Linked DNA regions of Mus musculus: all the other regions are linked to region 2. The links are chromatin loops, found by intact Hi-C in ENCODE. Cell type or tissue: left cerebral cortex. All regions are shown on one strand.

Region 1 (8,000 bases), 79 kb after region 2:
CTCCGGTAGTACTGTGTCCAATTTTCTGAGGAACCGCCAGACTGATTTCCAGAGTGGTTGTACAAGCTTGCAATCCCACCAACAATGGAGGAGTGTTCCCCTTTCTCCACATCCTCGCCAGCATCTGCTGTCACCTGAGTTTTTGATCTTTGCCATTCTGACTGGAGTGAAGTGGAATCTCAGGGTTGTTTTGATTTGCATTTCCCTGATGATTAAGGATGTTGAACATTTTTTCAGGTGCTTCTCTGCCATTCGGTATTCCTCAGGTGAGAATTCTTTGTTCAGCTCTGAGCCCCCTTTTCTTAATTGGCAAATATGAGTCCCTTAAATGTTGGGCTCTCTTCTTAAAAGCATGATTATTTTGATAAAAATAAAATAATGGAGAGAAGAAGGAAATGGAGGAAGGGAGTTAAGAAGAGATCAAGGGCAAGAAGGAGAGAAGAGGGAAGATTAGTTTGCCTACTCCTGAACCTAATTTTGTGTAAATTATAAACTAGGTTTGCCTAAATTTTAAGCTTCATATCCACTGGCACTGCAGACCTTTTCTTCAATTTACATTATTCCAAATCCAAGAGGATCAATTCTAGTCTGTGCACTATGCTTGGAAATGCTGGGGCTGTCCCTGCTCTTTATTTTCTCACTGAGATGGCATTTCCTTTATAGTACCTGTACACCTCTCCTTGTGCCTATTTCCCAGCTAATTGGACACTGTGAGAGATTTAGGTCATACATGACCTTCCGTGTTTCATTCAATTTCCTATTTGTTTCTTAAGCAATCTTTATAAATAACAATGAACTACTTTAAAAAATATATTTGCCTGTTTTGTTTTTTTTTTTTAAATAGTTGGTAGATTGCAAAGAAGATGGAGTGGTGTTTACTGCTCTAGAGGTGATGGGACCTGGAAGAATGGAGCTGATAAATGAGGCAGACTAAAGTCTCATGCACTAGTCCATTTTATTCAAAGCACCAAACAATTTATGCTCTAATGGTTTAGAGAACTCACATGAGTAAGGTGTCCAATCGCAAGAGCAAGCCACATGTGGTGGACAAGGTCCACAGAGAAACATGTCTTTCTATAGAGGCATATAAATACGTTGTAATCACTGGTTGTAATGAATAATCTGAAGTAAAGTCACCCCTATCTGCCACACCAGGGAGGGACACAAAAGCACAATCTAAGAACAATATTGTGATTTTGAAGAAACTGAGGTCACAAGGCTTCTGTCTTGGTTTTCCCACAGGCACCCAAAAAGCTCCTCACACAACTTCATGCTTGGATCTTGTTTTGACAGAGATAGAACAAGATTGGAGATGAGGGAGGGAGGGAGGGAGACAGAGACAGAGAGGTACCACGCAGATATTTCAGTAACCCCACTTTGAAAGTCCTGGAAGTAATAATGAAAACGTCAAACCAAGTATAGAGATTCTTCCTGCATACAGTGGTAGGAGCCTCTTAGCTTTTATGAGATATTTTCAAAGGTCAAGGATCACAAACTATTAAGAAACCATGCATTCTAATGATATAATGGAAAGGATATTCTGTTAATAACCACTTTTGCTTTCATACCAAAAAATATAATATAAACTTTTCCTGCAAGATTATAATTTTCACAGTAGAGTAGGTGGAAATGTGAACTATTTCTTAGACATCTCTGACTTGTAAGTGTGGGAGAGGGAAGGGAAGAAAGGCAAGAATGCATCTCTAATCAAGTCTTAAGGTAATCTGGATATTTTCTTTAGAAACTTTTCTAAGAACCAGGTCACCTGTAATAAATTAGCAGTTATAGCTTTTGGAGATTTACCAGTGGGAAGGATGTGTCTTCTGGGCTGTCTTTCATTTGCAACACAGCATTAAGTTAGGAAATCATTGTAAGCGTGTCTGTAGTATAAGCAGTGGTTCAAAGAGAGGCACAACATTCTGCTTGGCCCATGGAGACCACATTTCTCTTTTCCAGATGTTGGGTCAGAAAGGTACCTTTACAACTGGGGTGGTTGAGGTGGCTGGCTGTAAGAACTACAGTAGGCATCTGGCTATACAAAAGGAAGCAACTGGAGCTGGCTATGGAGAAAGACATGGTTTGGTCATTTGCAATGTAGCTAGTTGTTATGTATAAACTCTGTTCTTAATGCACCTTTTAACCAGTTTTATTGAGATTATCTCCCTCTATCCATCTATGTGTACTTTAAGTTAACATGTAAACTCTACTAAAAGTGTTACATATACATGAATTTTACTGTATTTCCTTTAAACACTTTTGTCTTTTTCGTTGTGAGCTAATGAGAAACAATAGTGAGCTAATGAGAATCATGATAGGTAGGATTTCTGTGGTGGAAAAGAATGAAAATAGTCTCTATAAGCTCCTATGTTTGAATACTTTGTCCCACTCCCCCTCATCCCCGTTTCCTTGGTAGAACTATTTGGGAAGGATTATAAGGTATAGCCTTGTTAGAGGAGCTATGTCATAGCTGGTGGGCACTGAGGTTTCAAAAGCGCCTCTCTATCCCAAGTGTGCTCTCTGCTTCGTTTGTAGTTGCAGATGGGAGCTCTGCTGTCTGCCACTTGTTATCTCCATTCAGCTTTCAGGAACTCTTAAGTCTCCGGAACCATAGCCCCAAAGGCTTTTTTCCTTCTGTAAGTTGCCTTGGTAATGGCATTTTATCACAGCAATAGAAAAGTAACTAAGACAGATGGGTTAGGGTTAGGGATGGTAAGAAATAACTTCTATAGAGGGATAAATTTGTCTTCCTAAATGTTATTTATTGTTGAATAGTGAATGGACACATAACACAAAAAAGTATCTGGCCTGTACAAATGTGGTATAAATATTACAAAAATCATTGAAGAAAAGATGAGTATCTGAAAGGAAATCAGAAGAACACATATTGCTTAAAGAATATAAGAATATCATAGACACAAAATTATTATTGGGCCTTAAATCAATCAAAGAGGAAAAAGATCAAACTCATCTTATTAAATTATTGAATTTGTGTTATTTCAATTAATAGAAATGCAATACAGATAACTTACAAAAAACAGAACTATTAGATTATATAAATAATGTCTATGCATAGTTTTAGGTAGATAGGGTGGTTTGATTTATATAGAGAGTTATAGGGAGTTATGGTTGCCTTGAGTCTCAGAAGAGATCTTGGGCCTTGGATATTAAGCAGTCTTGAAACTGTGATAGACTATGGGGACTTTTGAAGTTGGACTAGACACATTTTGTGCTCTGATATGGTTATAAGCAGCAGGAAGTGGACTGTGGTGGTTTTGGTAAAAACAGCCCCATAGGCTCATATATTTGAGTGCAGTCACCAGGAAGTGACACTGAAAAGATTATGAGTATTAAGAGGTGTGACTTTATTGAAGTAGATGTGGCCTTGTTGGAAGAAATCTGTCACTAGGGGTGGGCATTGAGAGTTCAAAAATGAGCACCAGACCAAGGCTCTCTGTGCCTATGAATTGGGATGTAGCTCTCAACTACTTTGCCAGTATCTGCTGGCATGCTGCCATGCTCTCTACCATGATGCAAATGGACTAAGTCTCTGAAAATGTAAATAAGAAACAACTAAATTTCTTTAATAAGACTTATTTTGGTCATGATGTCTTTTCACAGCAAAGAACAGTGACTAAGACAGCAAGTTGTATGTCGGGAACAGGCCTAACCATGTATATTGGATGACATTCATATGTCATCCAAGGTTTCTCCCATGTGTCTAGCATGATACCCACTGTTGCTCTTAGATCCAATAATCTCAACAACCCCAGTTGAAAAACCACCTCTGTTTCCCAACAGTTGGAAAAGAAAGTGTTGATTCTCAGTTGGCCAAACAACATCCTGTGTCTCCATGGTAACCATTCCATGCATTACAGGGATGGAGTGCTCTAGAGTCAGGGACTGGATTAGTGCCTCAGAAATCAAATGAATCAAGAATTGAGGAGCTTTTCTTAAGGTACAGGATCTTGTAAACCACAAAGAAATGGCTATAAGTCAAGTGACCGCATGTGTAGCAGAGGTTAGAAACACAGACTGATGGCATAGCAGAGGTAAGTCATCCTTATTGGTGTGTGATGGCCAAGCAGAGTAAGGAAACAGGCCATTGTTAGAAAATGCTGAGTGACTGTGATCAGATTCTTATTTGAAAACGGGTTTTTTGCTAATATCGTGTTGTTCAGATTTCTTGAGACAGAAGAGTGGAAATCAGAAAATGAATCATACAGTTATTTCAGCTTGATTTGTTTAATTTATTCATGAGGGCCATTATAAAATAGGCAAAGGAGGGGAGAGAAGCTGCCCCTGCGCTATAATTATGCAGGTCTACCAGCAAGCCAGCTTTGATTTTTCTCTGGGGAAGCTCTGCCTCAGGGTGTGGTCACTTGTGAGCTCTTACTGCATCTATTTTGAGCTTCAAAAGACCTAAATGTAGGTGTGTGTTTAATTACTTTTCACTGAATCATTCGGTGATATTTAGCTCTAAGAGAATGGTCTAGCAAGCGCTGCTCCTCCAGGCATAAGACTAGACAGCATTGTGGGAGTGCTTTTGACTACTCTTAAGCAAAGAAAATGACAGAATAGGAAGAACATGAAGCAAGAGGGCAGGAAAGCAAAGCAAAGTGCTGAGCAGCTAGTGCAGGAAGGGAGACTTCGACTCCTGCCCAGTGATTTATCCTGAGGTAGCCAGCGGGTATGAACCAGCGGGTCAAGCCATTTTCTTCTGGCTGCAAGTTCTTAATTCTCTTCATATGTTTTGTTCCTTTTGGTTCTTTCTAGTCTCTCTTGAGCATCCGAGGCTCCCTTTTTTCTCCGAGACGCAACAGTAGAGCAAGCCTTTTCAGCTTCAAAGGTCGGGTGAAGGATATTGGTTCTGAAAATGACTTTGCGGACGATGAACACAGCACGTTTGAGGACAACGACAGCAGGAGAGACTCTCTATTTGTACCACACAGACATGGAGAAAGGCGTCCCAGCAACGTTAGCCAGGCCAGCCGTGCCTCCCGGGGGATACCCACTCTACCCATGAATGGGAAGATGCACAGTGCAGTGGACTGCAACGGTGTGGTCTCCCTAGTTGGAGGCCCTTCTGCTCTCACATCTCCTGTGGGGCAGCTACTACCAGAGGTGAGGACCATTAAAGCTGCATCTGAGAGCACAGAAAAAGAAAGGACATGGGTACAATCAGGGATGTGGGTTTTGATTTACACAGATGATAATTTTCCTGCATCTTTTATTCCCAGGCCAAGAGGTGGCTGGTTTTATCAAGCTATGAACTTATCTCCTTAAAAAAAAAAAAAAAAACAAAAAAAACAAAAAAAACCTTCAACACAACTCTACAAATTAATATCATACAATGAGTTTCATAGGCATATTTGTTCATTATTATTCCTACAGTTTGGACTTTAATGTAAAAGTCAAATCACATCTTTGTCATGCAAGCATGTAACTATCATCATCATCGTTGTTGTTGTTATTATTATTATATTTTTTCGAAACAAGGTTTCTCTATGTAGCTCTGGCTATACTAAAACTTCCTTTGAAGACCAGGCTATCCTTAAACTCAGAGATTAACCTGCCTCTGCTTTCCAAGATATGGAATTAAAGGCCTGTGCCACCACACCTAGCAATATGATTAAATATTAAGAAATTAAAGAATATAAACATGAGCATGATTACATATACACATATAAAAGGACAGACAGACAGACAGACACACAGACACACATACACACATACACACACACACACACACACACACACACACACACACACACACACGTATATATGCATTTCAAAGGTTTTTCTATCCTGTCCCTTTAAAACAACTTCACACCTCCACTTGCTGTCATGCTCACACTATCCCATCTAAATCCCTTACTTCACAGTTCTCCAGATTTTTCATAGTGTGCCTTGCCCCCAGTACCAACTCTAATGACCCAGCCACCCTTCATCAGCAAAGAGACTGCTTGAATAGCACAGGCTACAGTCCCATGTTTTCTTTTGGATTTCTATTTCTAATGGATTTAGCCTTCCATATTACTGCCATGAATTCTTCCTATATGCAAAGTCACCCCAAATTGAGCATATGGAAAAGATTTTCAACTTAATAATGTTTATCAGGATGTATCACTGATGGTCCCTTTATAAAGAGGGGCATTCCTCAAGTTGGCATTAAATGAAACATCACTTAACCTTTATAAAACACTTCAGCCATGTTGTCTGATCACATCACAGTTTCCCCAGCTGGGATAAAATCTCCTTTATATTATTACTCTTATATCATTTCTTTTTTTTTTTTTTTAAAGCAGACACATCCCTTACGGCCGTGTTATAATGGTCCAAATAGTTTTCAATTACTTCTTTTTTTTTTTAATTTTTTTAATTAGGTATTTTCCTCATTTACAATTCCAATGCTATCCCAAAGTCCCCCATACCCTCCCCCCACTCTCCTACCCACTCACTCCCCCTTTTTGGCCCTGGCGTTCCCCTGTACTGGGGCATATAAAGTTTGCAAGTCCAATGGGCCTCTCTTTTCAGTGATGGCCGGCTAGGCCATCTTTTGATACATATGCAGCTAGAGTCAAGAGCTCTGGGGTACTGGTTAGTTCATAATGTTGTTCCACCTATAGGGTTGCAGATCCCTTTAGCTCCTTGGGTATTTTCTCTAGCTCCTCCATTGGGGGCCCTGTGATCCATCCAATAGCTGACTGTGAGCATCCACTTATGTGTTTGCTAGGCCCCGGCATAGTCTCACTAGAGACAGCTATATCATACAAGAAGCCTACAGAACTTCAATTACTTCTTAGAGGAATGTCTTGCCCTGGAATATGACAACAGCGGCTGCTCACCACTGATTTCTTATGGCCTTTTCTCAGCTTTTCCTTCCAAGGAAATTTCCATGTATCCTGGAAAAATAGCAAGCCATGGAAGAGTAGAACTTTGTTGTGAAGCAGACAAGAAGAATGATAAGGAAATGTCACATGTTCTTAGAGAAATAATTTTAGCCAGTTATGTTCAACACATTTCCCAGAACACTGTGGGTTTATTTCATTGAACCCTCACAATTACCCATTATAATAGTTACTAGTTTATGCCCATTTTACAGAGGGACAATTGAGGCCTATACATGCTTAAACTAAGATCTGATCCCAGATGTGCTGTTTACAAGCCCTACTATACTCTATTCACAGTGAAATACAACATTCTGTTGGATTTTCTTAAATGGTAAAATCATTACCATTATAAGGTTAGGTCTTCTCACCGAGATCTGCCTGACCCAGCCTCCAGAGAACTTGGATCAAAGGTGTGCACCATCACTGCCTGGCTAAACCTTTTTCTTTCTGTTTGTCTTTCTATCTTTCTTTTGTTCTTTCTGTCTGGCTTTCTTTCTTTTTTCTTTCCTTAATCCGCAAAATCTAAACACAGTTTAATTAAAATACCAGAGACATATTAAAAAAAACAAATAAATCAATGCCTTAAAATGGCCCCAACCTAGTGTCTTAGTTAGGGTTTTACTGCTGTGAACAGACACCATGACCAAAGCTACTCTCATAAGGACAACATTTAATTGGGGCTGGCTTACATATTCAGAGGTTCAATCCATCATCATCGAGGAGGTAGCATGGCAGCATCCAGGCAGACAAGGTACAAGAGGCAATGAGAATTCTACATCTTCATCTGAAGTCTGCTAGCACAATACTGGCTTCCAGGCAGCTAGAATGAGAGTCTTGTAACCCACACCCACAGTGACACACCTACTCCAACAGAGCCACACCTTCTAATCTTACCACTCTCTGGGCCAAGGATATAAACCATCCCACTTAGGATATGAATGAGTTCACTGATAAAATGGAAACACTGACGAGGGAAGTTGAGGAAGACACCAGAAGCAGAGAGTTCCCATGCATGCAATGGCACGTGCTGTTCCACTGAGCTACTTCAATCCAGGTTCTGATAGATTGATGTAATACTGAAATATTGATGTATAGATAAAGAAAAAAAAA
Region 2 (8,000 bases):
AGAGGGAAGGAGGGAGGGAGGGAGGGAGGGAGGGAGGGAGGGAGGGAGGGAGGAAGAGAGAGACTCCCAAAGAGAACCTTCCATTCCCATCTAACCATACTGACTCACAAAAGTGATGAATAACTTAGGTAGAGACAAAACGCTGTAAAGGTCAACAGAATCCCTCCCTCAGTTTGCATCTCCTTCTCAAGAACTTCCCAGGAAGATCTCAAGAGCCGAAGACTAGAGTCTGAGTTAAATTTAGCATGTGGCATTTTCTAGCCCCCTTTTTATTAATCTTTAAAAGAGAAAATAGTTGAAATAAAACTAATATCACAGACCTCTTTGGAATGTAATGAGATGATTTGTGCAAAGTGCTTACTTAGTCCCTTGCCCCATCAAAAACATGAAATAAAATTTATGCTTTAATATTTCCCTTGGTAAGATTGGAAAAGCTGCTTGTCAAAATTTGTTTATGAGAATTAGAAGGTCTTGCCAGCCCAGTTTTTGCCCCATTTTTTGTTTGTTTTGTCTTGTTTCTCTTCATCTCTCCATGCATAACATGCTGTGTTGACAAACCGAAGTCCCTTGAAAGGAAAAACTCTCATTTACAGATCTGCCTCTATCAGACTGGCCTACGGGCACGTCTGTGGGGGTATTTTCATGACTAATGGCTAATGTGGGAGGGGCCAGCACATGTGGGAATTTCCATCCCTAGGCAGGTGGTCCTGGGTTGTATAAGAACATTTAAGAGCACAGGCTGAGCATGTTCTGAGAGCAGGCCAAAAAGCAGTGTTCTGTGGTCTCTGCTTCAGTTCCTGCCTTCAGGTTCCTACCTTGTGATCCCCAACACCCACATCAGGCGGCGTGCAACCTCCTGTAACTCCAGCTCTGTGGTACCAGATGCCCTTTTCTTACCTCTCAGGGCACTGCATTCATGTGTACATACCTGTGCATAGATGCACAGAGGCCAAAAAAAAATCATAAAAAAATATTTCCTTCCTGTATTGTGAAAGTCTGCAATGTTCTAATGATAGCACCACAGGACAAGCATTAGACATTAGACATGGAATTAATGTTTTCGATCTGTCCTGAGTTGGCAAGGAAGTATTGAAAGGATATTAGCAGACTTTTATTTTTAGTTTATACAGTTGGATAAAACTGTATAAATTAAATTACAGTTTAGAATTTTTGCATTCATTTTTATCTCCTTAATGCATCTATTTTGCATGTGAAAACTGAGGCAAGGAAAAAAAAACACCGTTGGTATAAACAAGACTTCAAGTTTCATTACTTTCTCTATCTGAGGACCGGCATGGTTAGGTAAGGGAGAATTGGCAAAAATAAAAATAAAAAAAGCATGTCCTTACCAAGAGTAAAAATTTACTTGAAGTAAAATGTGACTACTTTTCCTGCTAAAATTAAAATAATTTTGAAAACAAAGATATTAAAGTAAGTATTTGGATTTTATTCTTAAAGCAAAGCAACAGAAGAGGGACATTACACTGAGAGATCATCACAGGTTTGTTGCTGCTAGCAAGGTGAATCTAACTCTGCCTGATTTTGGAAGTGTGCTGTGCTTATAAATACTGTATATGTACACATTTTCTGCATAAATATACAAATATCTGGTGCAGGAAGCAATGTTGATGTTTTGCCTATTTTCTTAAAATAGATAAAAACATTCTAGATGAGACTAAAGGTTTTTACATAAAAATAAAGTTGTAAGAGTTGCCTCATAGTGTGCTCCCCCTCTGCCTCCCTCTCCCTTGCTGAAAACAACCTAAGAGTGTAGAGCTCTAGTTTCAAGGCAGACATTGTTTAACCAATAAATTCAACATATAGTCTCAGTATGTCCAAGTGTGTGTGTGTGTGTGTGTGTGTGTGTGTGTGTGTGTGTGTGTGTGAGAGAGAGAGAGAGAGAGATCAAAACATATTTTAGATAGCTTAATGAAAATGCATGCTATTTACTTCATTGACTTTTATGCTTTATGACGGGCATGCATATTAAAGGAAACATAGGAATTAAAGCACAAAAATACAAGTATATGTACAATGAAAATACAAAAGTAATGCACAAGCTATTTTTCTAGGACAGTCATCCATTCATTATCTGGGAATAATTCGTGTTTCAGGTACGTGTTAAGGATCCAGGCTTATAAAAGTGAGCAAATTGAAGTGACTGTAAAGAAACAAGAATAGATTCAGTGAGGGCAGGGGTATGAGCACAATTCTGGGCACATGCCTAGATTTTGGTTTTAATGTGGAGGTCCTCTGCAAGAGCAGTGAATGATCTTAACCTCTGAGCAATCTTTCTAATAATGAAACGATCATTATTATTTTTTTAAATCGTATTTTACCAAGATTTTATGTCAGCTGGCAGAAAATCTTGGAACACTGCAAGAGAGCGTGTAATTGGCTTTCAGCACCACGGACAGCACCAGAATCTCTGAATTGGTACTTGACCCTGTTTGATGAAGTTGGTTTTGAGAAAAAGACAGCAGATAGACTTTTTAAATTTCAAGTAGTTTGTGACTCAGAACTTCATAAACAATTGTAGAAAATTAAGCACGAAAAAAATAAGTACATAAACTAATATGTATTGAACAGGTCATATACTCAGCAAAACTTTGGTTTTCTAACTTACTTAACAAGTGGGGAACTTTGAATTCTGCTCCTACCCTCCCAATGAGGCCTTGCTTCAGACTATGGTATAGAACAATTATCACATTTCAGATTGCCTATATGGTTCGAGATGTTTCAGAAAGTTTGATTGACCGAGGTTTTTGTCTTTTCATAAATCCATCATTCTGTTAACAACAAGCTTATCTCTTAAGACAATATACTTCCTCACAAAAAGATAACCAATAATGACATGATTAATAATTACAATTAGTTTCATATAGCTCTTTTCCATAATGTTCTGAAAACTCAGATTTCATTTAAACATAATAAAAATAAATCAAACTCCAAATGTTAAACTACATTTTAAAAAACCACAAAGTATAATGACATTTTAGTGTTCAATTTGTAACTAACTAGAATAGTTGAATTAGAGTACATTAGAATTCTGAACTATACACCATTTAATCTTATGTGTTGAATGTTGCTTTGCCAAAGGAACTTGAAATTACAGCGATTCCACTTGTGGCCAGGAGATGGAGCTGTCATGCAAGACGCTCCTCTCCTACATTTATTTATTTATTTATTTATTTATTTTAATTTAGCATGCTGTTTTCTGACAGTGGGTACCATCGAGTGACTGAGTGTCAGAACAGAAAGCTAAGGCAGAAGCAGAGAGGATGCAGTGATCGCCCTGTCTTGGCTTTTTCTCTTTAGTAAGGATATTATTATCGCACATGTGAGATTTTACTTTCTGCTGTAGGCTGAATTCTAGAAACCTGCGTTGGAGACTGGTTATATTCAACACGCACATGGATTCTGTGCTATGAGTACCATTCCCTTTATTTCAGGTAAGCAAGCATGATTCTATTTTTGTTGCATCAGTGAATCACGATTCTGCCAAATGATGGCATTTAAAATAAGATGTGCTTTGTAATGTTGTATGCAGAACTCAAAGGCTCAAATGCTCTAATTCTGGCTGTTCTGCGTTTAAAAACCTTCCTATGCTAAAATGATCACTGGCTGTGCCATGTTGTATTTTCAATGTTTTCTTCGGCTTCTTAGCCTTTCATTTCTGTGGCTGTATTTGTTTAACATCAAAAGATAAAGCTTGCAGAGTGAGGGATGGGCCTTCTTCTCACAAGGGAAATACTGATGTTTAATGCGTTGAACAAATCATAGAGATGTAATGAAGCAGACTAACATGGCAGTGGCTCTGCCAGAGCCCACGGCTGAGCATCCTGGGCACAGTTTTAGAGCTACCTCAGCATCCTGAGCCCAAGGCCTTTTGAACAATTGCTGCTGCTAGGATGTTGGGATTCTTTATGTTTTTGTTTTAACCTTTTAGAACGGTATGCAAGTCACTGCTAGCCCACGAGTGAAGATTGATGTAATGTGTTTAATAGATTCCGAGTGACAGCACTGGACTCCCCCCTCCCCCCTTAGGAGGAGAACAGTGGAAACTAATTAATTGCTGGGGGAAAATGGATTATCCTTATCTGTGAAAAAAAAAAGACAGTGGGCATTTAGAATAGTTCCATTGTGAAAAGTGTTCACATTTTAAACAATTTTAGGTCACGTGATGTTAGCTAAAGAGTAGAATGACTCAGGAGGTGGAAATGGTAACAACCTTCCTTTTTATCCTGGTTCCTATGATTAAAGACTTTCTTTATGATTATCAGTAGAAGCAGAAAATGAAATATAGAAATGTCGTATACAAAAGCCATTGGTTGCCATTTGGCTCAACATTTGGATTGATTTGAATAAATTAAAAAAATAGGAATATTTTTACAAGATTGTTAACTGCTTCACTCTCTCTTGTTGAAAGACGTGTGTGTGTGTGTGTGTGTGTGTGTGTGTGTGTGTGTGTGTGTGGTGTAGGAGGCAGGCAGTGAGGGTGCATGCATTTGAGATGTTTCTATCTCAGTCATCATTTTCCTATAAAAAGGTAGTTATGCTATGTTTGAGGTTGTGAAATCTGTGAGTTTTCGGGATGTTTAGGAATACTGAAAAAATATTATTTGAATATGTAGAATCTATGACGAGTTTTCCGTTATACAGAGTTCAATAAATAGGATGCTATTTAGAATCACAGATTTTTATTTGGCATGTATCCATCTTCCATTTAGAGAAGAGCAACAGTGGCTGAGAGGTTATGTGGGTTTTACATTAAGTGGAATATTACACTCAGAGTTCCTGTTAAATTAAAAGCAGTAGGTAAGACTTAGGACCCTGATTGGCAGGCTTCAAAATCTCCTACAGCAATTATCTCCACTGTTAACATATTCCAGGCCTAATCCAGGTCTACTGATATTGACTCTGGGGGATGTTGGCTTGGCAAATTCTGTAAAATAATTCCTTTCAGTGTGTATTACTCAGTGGATAAACATACACAGGACTAAATTTTCTCCAGGGTCCTTCCAAAAGCCAAAAGACAACAGCTCAGTTAAACATTTGTGGAGACTGTTGTTTAATATTGTATTTTCACTTTAGATTTGGCGACTTTATCTACCTTGTGCTCCTGAATGACAAACAGCCTTATAGAAGCTCATTGTTCTACATATTCTATTCTATAGAATGGTCTGTGTGCATATAGAGAGAGTAATTTGTGAATACTTAGATGGTTATACAGATTATATAATACCTCTTCAATATCTGGAGAAAAGAAGGGCTTTAACATGTGTCATTTCTACATAAATACTTGTGGAATATCATATCTTTACTGAAGAGTGGTTCATGGTAGGAATTGAAAAGTAATTACAGGGACTAAGAGATGGCTCTGTGGCTAACAGTGAGCACTGCTCTTGCAGAGGGACCTGCATTCAGTTCCTAGCTCCTACTCTGGGCAGCTAACGGTCTTCTATAGCTCCAGCTCCGGGGGATCCAATATCTCTTTCTGTCCACACTGAATACTGCATTCACACAGCATGCCCATACAGAGACATGCGCATAATCTGAAAATAAGCCAAATCTTTAAAAAGAAAAGAAATTTGCTCCAGAAGACATGAAACTTTCTTGTGGTCTCTGTGGTACACCCATCTACCCACCCAGACATTTACCCCACACATACCCTTTCCCTTACCCACCCATTGGTACACACATGAAAAAAAAAACTAACTAACTAACTAAATAACTAACTAACTAAATAAATAAAAATAAATAACTAAATAAATCTTAAATAGAAATATACATGTGCAGATACTGTCATTACTTAAAATATTATAATCACCAAAATAAGGGATGAAGAAATAGGAAAAGCAGGTGGGGCTGGGCCAGAAACCGAATAACAACGCGGGCTCAGAGTTTATGATGGATGATGGAAGTCTCAGGAAAAAGTAAATTTAAATGCTATTCAAAAGTTAGATCTTTAAGAAAAAGTTGAATATAAATTAACAACAATACAGTTTTGATCAATTTAGGCACAGAGGGAATTAAGCCCTAGGAAGGAAACTGAGGTTTACTCAGGATTGAAGAGAAAAATTATGGACAATAAACAAGAATCCAATATAATTGTCGTTTTATTTGTTTGTTTGCTTGCTTACTATATTAGGTTGCTATTTTCCTCTGGGGCACTGAAAGTAAAGTAAGAAATTTGATTTTCAGTATTAAATATTCAGTGTACTTAAGCATACTCACTTGATGTCCAGAAGTTAGATTAGATGTAAAGGCCGGTCTTATGAATATGTATGAAGTCACAGGAATCATTGAAATCTCACATAAAAGCAAATCCATGGGGAGGTACGGTTGAGGAACATTCCATTCGGTGAGAATCAGAGAAAATTGAGTCTACAAGTCACTGGAGAAGAACTGAGACAAGAAACAACAGTCAGAGTGTTAGAGAATACAGGGAGAGATTGATTGGATGACTGTAAAAAACACAGGGCCAGCAGGCTAGAGAAATGGCTTAGTTGTTAGGGGTTGTTCTTCCGGTGGTTAAATTCCCAGGACCCGCATGGCAACTCACAGCTGTCTGTCACTCCAGCTCCAGAAGCTCTACCAACCACTTCTTGTCTCTGTGAGCACCGAACACACAGGATGCCCAGTCTTCTATCCAGGCAGAACCACCCATACACACAAAATAAAAACAACAACAACAACAACTTTTAATCAAATAGACTTACAAGACCAGAAGGGATGGGTGATACTTTAGAACGGTGCTGTGTAAGTCATTTTGAGTGGCTTGTTGTTGTTGTGGCTTGTCCTTGTCTGTAAGATAGACTATGTATTCCCCCCTTCAATCTACTGACCCCTTAGAAAGGGCCATGTGTGGCATATGGACTTTCTTGAAGGCACAATTAATCCTCAGCAGCAAATTGCTTGCCTGCGGGGCACAGTTTGGTCACATTAATCCTCGAATGAGCGATTAATAACACTGCTTTAAAGCAAGCTCATCTTGCATCTCTCCATCATCTTACTCGCAAAACAAATACCACCGAAAATGTGCTTTCGGTTGCTCCGATGCACACCTAGTACACAGAGTGGTTTGGCTGGGAATGCCCTCCCTAGACTCCACGTTTGCCTATGTGTTCCTCAGTTGCTGCTGCTGTTTGTGGGGGGTTATGAGGCGCAGTCTCGTTGGAGGAGATGTGTCTCTGGAGGCAAGCTCTGAGAGTGTGAAGACTCACCGTTTCCAGGTCATCTTGGCAATTCAAGACGTGAACTCTCAGCTTCTGTTCCTGATGCCAGGCTTGCCTTTTGCTGCCATGATAGATTCTTATCCCGCTGGAACCATAGGCCCAACAAAAATCTTTCTTTTCCTAAGTTTCCTTGGCCATGATGTTTTATCACAGCAACAGAAAAGGAATGTACTTGGGGCTAGATTGCTGATTTCTGTGTTCATTATTCAAGCACTTCCCTAACACTCACATTTCATTGGTACTTTAACCAAGATGTGTCTAGAGAGAAAAGAGTTTGCATATTCACAAACTTCCTTTACTAATCTTTGAAGTCTCCCTACCAGAAATCCTCCATTCTTTCTGTTGACAGGCCCAAAATTGTCCTTAGAGATGATCGATCTCTAGTCAGTTGCAACATGGCCAGGTGATGTTGATGTTGAATTTCATCTTTCACATGAAATTCACTGTTCTCCCGGTTCAGCGGTTTGGTTTAGAACTGGCCAGATAAAGATACGGCATCTGGACTCCAGAGCTCACTATACTCTTTGTGGTCAGAGAAAGGATGTCAGCAGAAGGCATGTAAAATCAGTGTGGCTACTGATAGCTTTCCTTCCCTCCAGGTTGACTGTGGGCAGAACAGGAAAAGGTAGATGTTCTCCAGATGTTCTTGTCCTCTGCCTCCCTCTTGTCATGTCATCATCCCCTGAGGACATCCTAGATGTCTTCACAATCACCTCAGTTAGTTTCTAACTCTGGTAAGAGTATCTTTAGCTCTGGTACCTA
Region 3 (8,000 bases), 98 kb after region 2:
TGAGTTCCCCTTTCTCTTTTAACTTGTATATGTAGTGTGTGTCCTACATCCTGATCTTCAACCACACTGAAAAACATATTCACTATAGGCTGTTAAATAAAATAATTACTTTTTTGAAAACGAGTCTCTATGAATTAACCTACATGACCTTTAAATGTCTTAGTTAAAATAAATAACGATGATAACAAAAGACAGTTCTAAAAGCTTATGTAGATAGGGTGTGTGTGTGTGTGTGTGTGTGTGTGTGTGTGTGTGTGTGTGTGTAAAATATTTGCTCCTTTTGTTAGATAATTCTTTGGCATATGAATAATCCATCTTTCTATAGTTAAGACAGATTGGCTATATAGTTCTGTCGATGTTTCTGCAGGGCAAAGCATTAATGATATTCTTACATTATTTTTTTTCCAGCTTAGAGTCTTCAAGTTGGCAAAATCCTGGCCCACACTGAATATGCTCATTAAGATCATCGGCAACTCGGTGGGCGCGCTGGGCAACCTGACCCTGGTGCTGGCCATCATCGTCTTCATTTTTGCCGTGGTCGGCATGCAGCTGTTTGGAAAGAGCTACAAGGAGTGTGTTTGCAAGATTTCCAATGATTGTGAGCTGCCGCGCTGGCACATGCATGACTTCTTCCACTCGTTCCTGATCGTGTTCCGCGTGCTGTGTGGGGAGTGGATAGAGACCATGTGGGACTGCATGGAGGTCGCAGGCCAGACCATGTGTCTTACTGTCTTCATGATGGTCATGGTGATTGGGAACCTTGTCGTAAGTAGGAAAAACACTTTTCTCCTTTTCAGTCACAGATAATATGGTTTTAACAAAGTTTGATTTAAGCACATTTTATGTTTTCGGGAGAGTTATTTGGTATTGAGTTCATTTCCAGTTGTCTTTAACATCAGATTTCAGGAGCCATAGCTGATTTAGACTTCTGTCACATGCACACCCTCCAAATGTCTCAAAATTAAAATAAAACAAGAAAATAAAGTCCAATATTGGACATTATATGGGCAGAGTCATTGATACAGGTAAAAAAATATAATAGACAAAGATATTCCAGTAATAATCCTTAAGAAATTAAATCCAAAAATAATTGTGGTACTGTAATTCAATTTTCTTACAGATAAAAATTTAAAGAGTTTATCTATTTGTCATCCAAGTAAGAAATTTAAGGATGAGTCAGAGACATATAAGTGTATTAGTAAATTTCTGAAGTGGGGAGACAGAGAGCTCCTAGTATGGCCGCCAGGAGCCATGGGAGGGCAAATGACAGAAGGTCAGAATGGCCCTGACATTATCTTTCTTCTCACTGACTTTTACCTGACACGTCAGTCACGGTCATTTGCATTGGAATTTTAGCTAAAATCTTCTGCAAGTTTCCACTTTTGAACTAAAAACCTCTGCATTTAGTCCTGTCTATATTTAATTTTGATTCCGTGTTTGAATAATTGAGGGTTGTGTCAACTAAACCCTGATTTAAAAAATGATGACAGTCATGTCCCCAGCACTGCCTAATTCCTAGTAACCTACCTAGTCTATGGACTTGGAGATTCCTGGTGATACCACAAACATCACTTTTAATTCAACATAACAGCGGTGTTATTATACCACTTTGTTATATTTATAAGTCTTGCATGAACTAGTAGCATCTACAAGGTTTTTTTTTCTTAATCAAAATTAGGAGTGTTGATCTAGCAATACATATATTTTTTAATTGAATTTAGCAAGTTACTAAGGTGAAAAAGGTTGCAATGCTGCAGAGGCCAAATCATATCCAAATATATAGTTCTATGAATCAAATTACAATAAGTGTTCAGTGTCCTACTAAATACAGATTACATGTTCAAAATAACAAGCATCCAAAATAGCTATTTCTTTTACTTGTCTAGATTCCCCAAGACATAAAGTTAGTATAGAAGTTTCATACCATGGCAGCTTAGGGATTTTGAAACAAACCCAAAATAAAAAGAGTATGAGTAGTGTTTGCTATCAGCCAGCCATTTGTTTGTTTTTACTTTTCTTTGCTGTGTTCTGGGAGACCTTGTCTTTAATGGGATGTATGAAGACAATTCCACGTCTTACAACTAAAGCAAGGGACACAACAGGGTGTCTGATTGCTCTTCCTCCACTTTTTTGTAGGTTCTGAACCTCTTCTTGGCCTTGCTCCTCAGTTCTTTCAGCTCGGACAACCTGGCTGCCACAGATGACGATAACGAAATGAACAACCTCCAGATAGCCGTGGGAAGGATGCAGAAGGGGATTGATTTTGTTAAAAGGAAGATACGTGAATTCATTCAGAAAGCCTTTGTCAGAAAGCAGAAAGCTCTAGATGAAATCAAACCCCTTGAAGATCTGAATAACAAGAAAGACAGTTGTATCTCCAACCACACAACCATAGAAATAGGCAAGGACCTGAATTACCTCAAAGATGGAAACGGGACGACCAGTGGCATAGGCAGCAGTGTGGAGAAGTACGTGGTAGATGAGAGTGATTACATGTCATTCATCAACAACCCCAGCCTCACCGTGACTGTGCCCATTGCTGTGGGAGAGTCTGACTTTGAAAACTTAAATACAGAAGAATTCAGCAGTGAATCAGATATGGAAGAAAGCAAGGAGGTAGGAAATTTAAAATAAAAGAGATATTTGGGTATGTATTTCTGTGGCTTCAACACTATTAGATACATTATAGTACATATTGCTTCCCTGTAAGAAAATAAGAAATATCTACTGTAATATTTATATAGTAAGGTGTTTGATAATATTGTTATTCTTGCTATGCAAATGTTATCATGACTTTAATTTTCAAATATTCACTTTCCAAACTCATAATGTTAATATGAATTTTTCTAAGCATTTTCAAAATAAGTATAGATAATATATCAGTGTATACACATTCATCCTTATAGTTCACCACAACAGTGGTTTTAGTGTGTACTAAAAGGTAACTAATGGGGAGGAGGTTCTTATTCTCATTTTCTTATATTCTTGCCTGTTATGAAATACTGCATAAAAGAATAGTATTCATTTTTCCCAGACCTATTAACTCATGCTAAAGTTGACTTTGATTAACTTTCATGTTTCCTAAAGTTGATTTTGTTTTTAAAGGATGAGAAGTTTGGGGTAGGGAAGAGTACTAAACACTTGTCTAAGCCAATTGAGTGCAGCCAACCTCCTTAGACACAGAAATCCTCCATATGTGATTGAACGCAGATTCTGAACTTTATAATATAGTCTTTGCCTTATGAGATGGTTATGAATACCAGTGAATGATTTTGTTGTGTTTTGCTACTAACCCCTTGAATTAATGGAAAAACTGAGGCACTGTCTATTTTCAATGTCTAAACCAACTGTTTCTTGAAGGGTAGATAAATGGATGGACTTAGAGGTTGAGAGTTGTTTGAATTGAGTGCTCTTTTGTGCTTTCCCCAAATTCACTTGCCCCTTTATCGGCTTTCTAGAGTGCCTTGACTATATCATTTCAAATCCATGCCCTAATTCTGTAGGCTAACTCTTCTGCTATTTTGACAATATTTAATGCAATTCATGTCATGATTTTTAAATGCCTGTGTCACTTCTTAACTCTTCTGAATAATGTTGACTCCATGCTAGAGCGATAATCTTTCAGAGAGAAATTCTGTGGTGTAATAACGGTGACCTTCACTTCTGACCATTCTTACTTCTCACAGGGGTGAGACCAAGCTGGCGCCATCAAGAATGCCGCTCTGGTGTTTTTTAAGCAGCCAGAGGCTCGAGCCATCACTTTTGCCCAGGTTACCCAAGCAAGTTGCACATATATAAATATAATCAGTGTCGAAATGACTTGACTGGCCTGCATGTTACTCAGCTGCGTCCCTTACCCATCCATTGGCAGTAATAAGCACAGCTGCTCCTAGGTCGGGTCATTTAAAGCATGGTCAGGCAAGGCTGACAACCCCAACTTTTTTCTATTGTTTTAAGAAAACCGAATTCAGTTGCTAATTTCTTTATGTAGAATTTAATAGAGAGTATACACTTATTTAAAAGTGAGCATGCATGCCTTAGTGGACTTCGTAACTTCCAAATAATGTCACAAGTTTCGAACATGCTAGCAGCCCAGAAAAGGATTGTAGATGCTCTCCCCAAAACACTGAAGCTTTCTGTTCTCTGCCCCTTTGGTTTTATATTTTTTTCCTTCTATAACTTTTAAAATACATCCCCAGCAAGTGTGCTCTGTAGGTAATATTTTGCTCCGAGTCTGCAGGGTAATATGCAAATTAAAGCAATCTCTCACCCACATGCAAACTTCCCAACTGACTTACAATGTGATAATAATGTAAATGAATGGGAGTGTTTGCATTTCGCTGCCAGCAGCAAGGGTATAATTTTCATCCACTTCATTTTAGGGAAAAGGGCAATGCTTTATTTAGCAATTGACCAAATGCTTTTGCATTTAGGATGATTCTCTTGGAGATTCTGTTTATATTTACTCTTAAAATTCCTAGAATGAAAGAAAAGGAAATAAACTTCGAGTCCACCAAAAATAAAAACAAAAAGTGAAGATAAACTTCTACCTACCTTCAAATGCTGTGCCCATTCAGAAAATGGACCTGGGGTCCTTTGTCCTCACCTCCTTTATCCACTGGAATTTCATTTGTCTTCCCCCTTCACCACAGCACCTCTCAAATTTTGTCCATGACACAGTATTTTCATATACCCTGTGCATAAACACTTCCACAGGAAAATCAGAGCAGGTGCTTGTCTCCTCCTTTGTTGTTTTTAATGAGATAACTCCCACATTGTGTGTAATGATGCTGGGAGCCCTTTTTATTTTCACTATTTAAGATTGAATTCACAATTCTGGGCACAGGAATATTTAAACCAAGTTGTTTTTTTCCAGTTTTATCACTTTTGTAGAAATGTTAGTAAGATACTTTATCACTTAGAAATAGTGGCATTAAAACTGTAAAATAACTTGTAATAAAAGCACATTGAGCCTTTTTTGAAAGGAGGAAATATCATAATGTCATTAAAACATTCTTCAATATGTGGGAAGAAAATTCTATTGGTAGTACCCCTGATTCACAGAAAGTGAGAACTTACATATCAGAAGGACAGTGTATGCAATAGCTAAGACACAGCTTCTTCCCCTGTTATATACTAATTCCTCATTACCTTTGGGGTAATGATTTGCTTGTCATTCCTTATAAGGTTAAGATGCCTTTGTCTCTGAAGAGTCCACTTTCCAGTTCCTCTAGGGAAAGGCACTTGGGAGAAATGGCTGTCAAGTACTCAGCCCTCTGAAGTGTTGAGGCATTAGATCAAGAGTAAATATGTTGGAATACAGATAAGGCAACAATTTGGTTGTTACTACTTCTTATAATTTTGAATTTCTTGTGAAAAATCTTTCAGAGTCTCTTTGGGAAATGTAGTTCTACACCTTAAAAGAGCTTTCGAAATCCCAACCTGGGAAACATGATGGAGGCAGAAGTATGTAGGTCAGATCTGAGCACGCATGGGTGGGGATGATAACCCTGGATAACTCAAGACTTTTGTCATGAAATGAGCAGCCCTTGTGGGAAAGATTCTCAGTGGGGTAGCGATAAAGCTAAAATGGGCCAGACACATTGGTAACCTTCTAGAGGTAGGCCGTCACAATGTAAGTCTCTTTTGTAACTTTAGGAAAGATTTTTAAGTCTCTTATCTACGTTTTCAAGTTTGTAATAAAATGCCCATTACAAATCAGAAAATGATTTTCTAGATAAATCACCATAATAGCTTAACTTCATGATTAAAAACAAAAGTGTTCACATGAGATACTTAATGTGAAATACACTTTTCTTAACATCTCTCCAATCAGGACTTACTTATGTTTAAAATTATCTATTTTCTGGATGGCTAGTAGTTTGACACAAACAAGTTTAATAATAATTTATTGTTGATATAGAAAATAAAAGTTAAAGATATAACCTTTAAGATTAAAACACTTGACAGTAGGGTCTGGATTGGTAAAATGCTGCCTTTCAAGCATAAGGACATGGACTGGGATCTTCAGAGCCCACGCAAAACCCGTGTAACATGAATGGCTGCAACCCTAGCACTCAGGGGACACAGGAACAAGAGGGTGCTTGGTGCTTTCTGGCTAGTCAGCCTCTCCAAGTTACTGAGTTCCATTCAGTAAGAGACCCTGACTCAAAAAATTAAGGTAGAGAGCAATGGAGGAACCCACTATATCACCTTTACATACACACACACATCCACATACATGTGCACATGCACTAACATATACATATGCACATACCCACATAACTAACACTCACCTCAAAGCATGAAGTAGTGCATTTTGGTATTACTAGATCATTAAATGGGACACGATTCTTCCTTGCTCAGCTTACACATTTTGAATAACTGAGTGATAACATCACTGATATGAAGTGTTCATAAAATGTGGTTTTTACACGCACGTGTTTTATATATCTGTATGACTGCTTCTGGTTTATAAAGCATACCTCAGTGACTACTTTTATGTGACCTTTCTAATATCCCAACCTTGTAGCTCACCTGTACTTCATTCAAGTTTAACTAGGCACACACCCTCTAACAGTACCCTTCTACCCATTTATTTCCTGATAGGTTCGGTATGTGTAGCACTAAGGAAACTGTATCTAAACTGTGTCTATGTGCCACACATCTATAATTTGATGCCTTACTTTGTAATACTTCAAGGTGTATAATGCCCAGCCTGGGGTACTACCAGGAAGCCTAGAATGGAAACTTCTTATTAAGAACATAAGCTCCTACAGTTATTTAACAGTGATATCCACTGGACAGCTCTAAGTGGCAAATACACACTATGGTCAGGTTCATCACAACTAGGAACTCATCTGAAGCTGATGCTTTTTATGTTGATTCATTTAATGTTGTGGGATTTTTAATACATTTTAACCCACATATTTTATTGAAATGATGACATTTAACTCCTATACAACAAAACCATTGAGTTGCTATAAAGAAAGATTTTACTATTCATTGTATTTTTTGTTATAAATCTTGAGTATAATTTATGATAAGGGTTTTTTTTTTATTCATGAGATATTCCAATGTATGTTTCTCTCATACTACATTACCACAGACAAGAGCTAAGAACAAGATGTGACACTGAGGTTCCTAGTTATGATTCATAGAAGTCAGCAGTGTTATAAACACTATCTATAACCTACAGTGTTGAATCATATACCCACTCTACTAAATCTTCCAGACTATTTAAGGTTGAGTTTAGTTGTGAATCATCAGAGAAACTTCCTAGAACACTGTAGAAGAATAGCGCGCAGAAAGTCTAGGGCATAGCCACTAATTAATTCTGACATTGACAAAGTGACTAAGCCCACTGGATAGTGGTGCGATGGCTTAATGTGCAGCATGGTCTTTGCTGTAGTAAATCGAGTAGCACATGGAAAAGTATACACACCGACAGTGTGTGGAAGGCGCTATGCTATTGCATTCTGGGGAAGATGAGATTGCAGCTGCTCCTAAAGGGGTTCCATTCACTGTGGAACAGCAGATCTACAGACTTCGTGTAGAAAGAATGGAAACGAAAACAAACAAACAAACAAACAAACAACTGATTTAGTAATTATCCTGATAGCTAACCTTACAGACTCCTATTTAGGGATTCTTGGCAGCTTGATTTTCAGACAGCACTCAGTTTCAAGAGTTGTTGATCAACATTTTAACATACTTGACTCTTTGAGGAACCTTGATATTCTGCAGTTAATGACATCCCTGTGAATGCAGAAGAACCAGACAGAAAGCAGCAAAAGTAGTAGAGGCTGAAGTTCATAAATGGACCACAAGGTCACTCATCCATTCACATAAGAAACACTCACTAAGGACAAGCTTTGATGAAAGGTGAAAGAGATATGCTAATGACAGAAACATGGTCTTCTGTCTCAAAGTCAAAGTGAGTGATGTACATATTCTAGCAACACAAAATACATCTGAAGTTGCACTTTGTGTAAAGGGAA

What was found. Peaks named below come from ENCODE experiments on the same cell type or tissue, not always from the same donor. Only the 100,000 strongest peaks of a DNase experiment are listed, where the experiment ranks them.
Region 1: a loop joins it to region 2, with 4 times the contacts of the local background. A loop is called at or near these places in 2 of 42 quality-filtered maps.
Region 3: a loop joins it to region 2, with 6 times the contacts of the local background. A loop is called at or near these places in 2 of 42 quality-filtered maps.

The regions. Positions count from the first base shown.
Region 1 is chr2:65,696,944-65,704,943 of GRCm38, forward strand. Scn2a (sodium channel, voltage-gated, type II, alpha) reads left to right here. Exons shown (of 27, transcript NM_001346679.2): 12 at 4,774-5,121. Among named protein-coding and RNA genes, the nearest start is that of Scn2a, 80 kb to the left of the region's middle. In left cerebral cortex, no CTCF peak of the experiment used is centred here; DNase peaks (open chromatin) are centred at 3,561, 3,806 and 4,430; H3K27ac peaks cover 1,315 bases.
Region 2 is chr2:65,617,564-65,625,563 of GRCm38, forward strand. It overlaps Scn2a (sodium channel, voltage-gated, type II, alpha), which reads left to right and starts at 3,206. Exons shown (of 27, transcript NM_001346679.2): 1 at 3,206-3,452. In left cerebral cortex, a CTCF peak has its summit at 3,120 (motif pointing right); DNase peaks (open chromatin) are centred at 3,207, 3,838, 3,950, 4,450 and 1 more place; H3K4me3 peaks cover 2,352 bases; H3K27ac peaks cover 1,689 bases.
Region 3 is chr2:65,715,252-65,723,251 of GRCm38, forward strand. Scn2a (sodium channel, voltage-gated, type II, alpha) reads left to right here. Exons shown (of 27, transcript NM_001346679.2): 16 at 409-765; 17 at 2,137-2,616. Among named protein-coding and RNA genes, the nearest start is that of Scn2a, 98 kb to the left of the region's middle. In left cerebral cortex, no CTCF peak of the experiment used is centred here; DNase peaks (open chromatin) are centred at 4,297 and 7,330.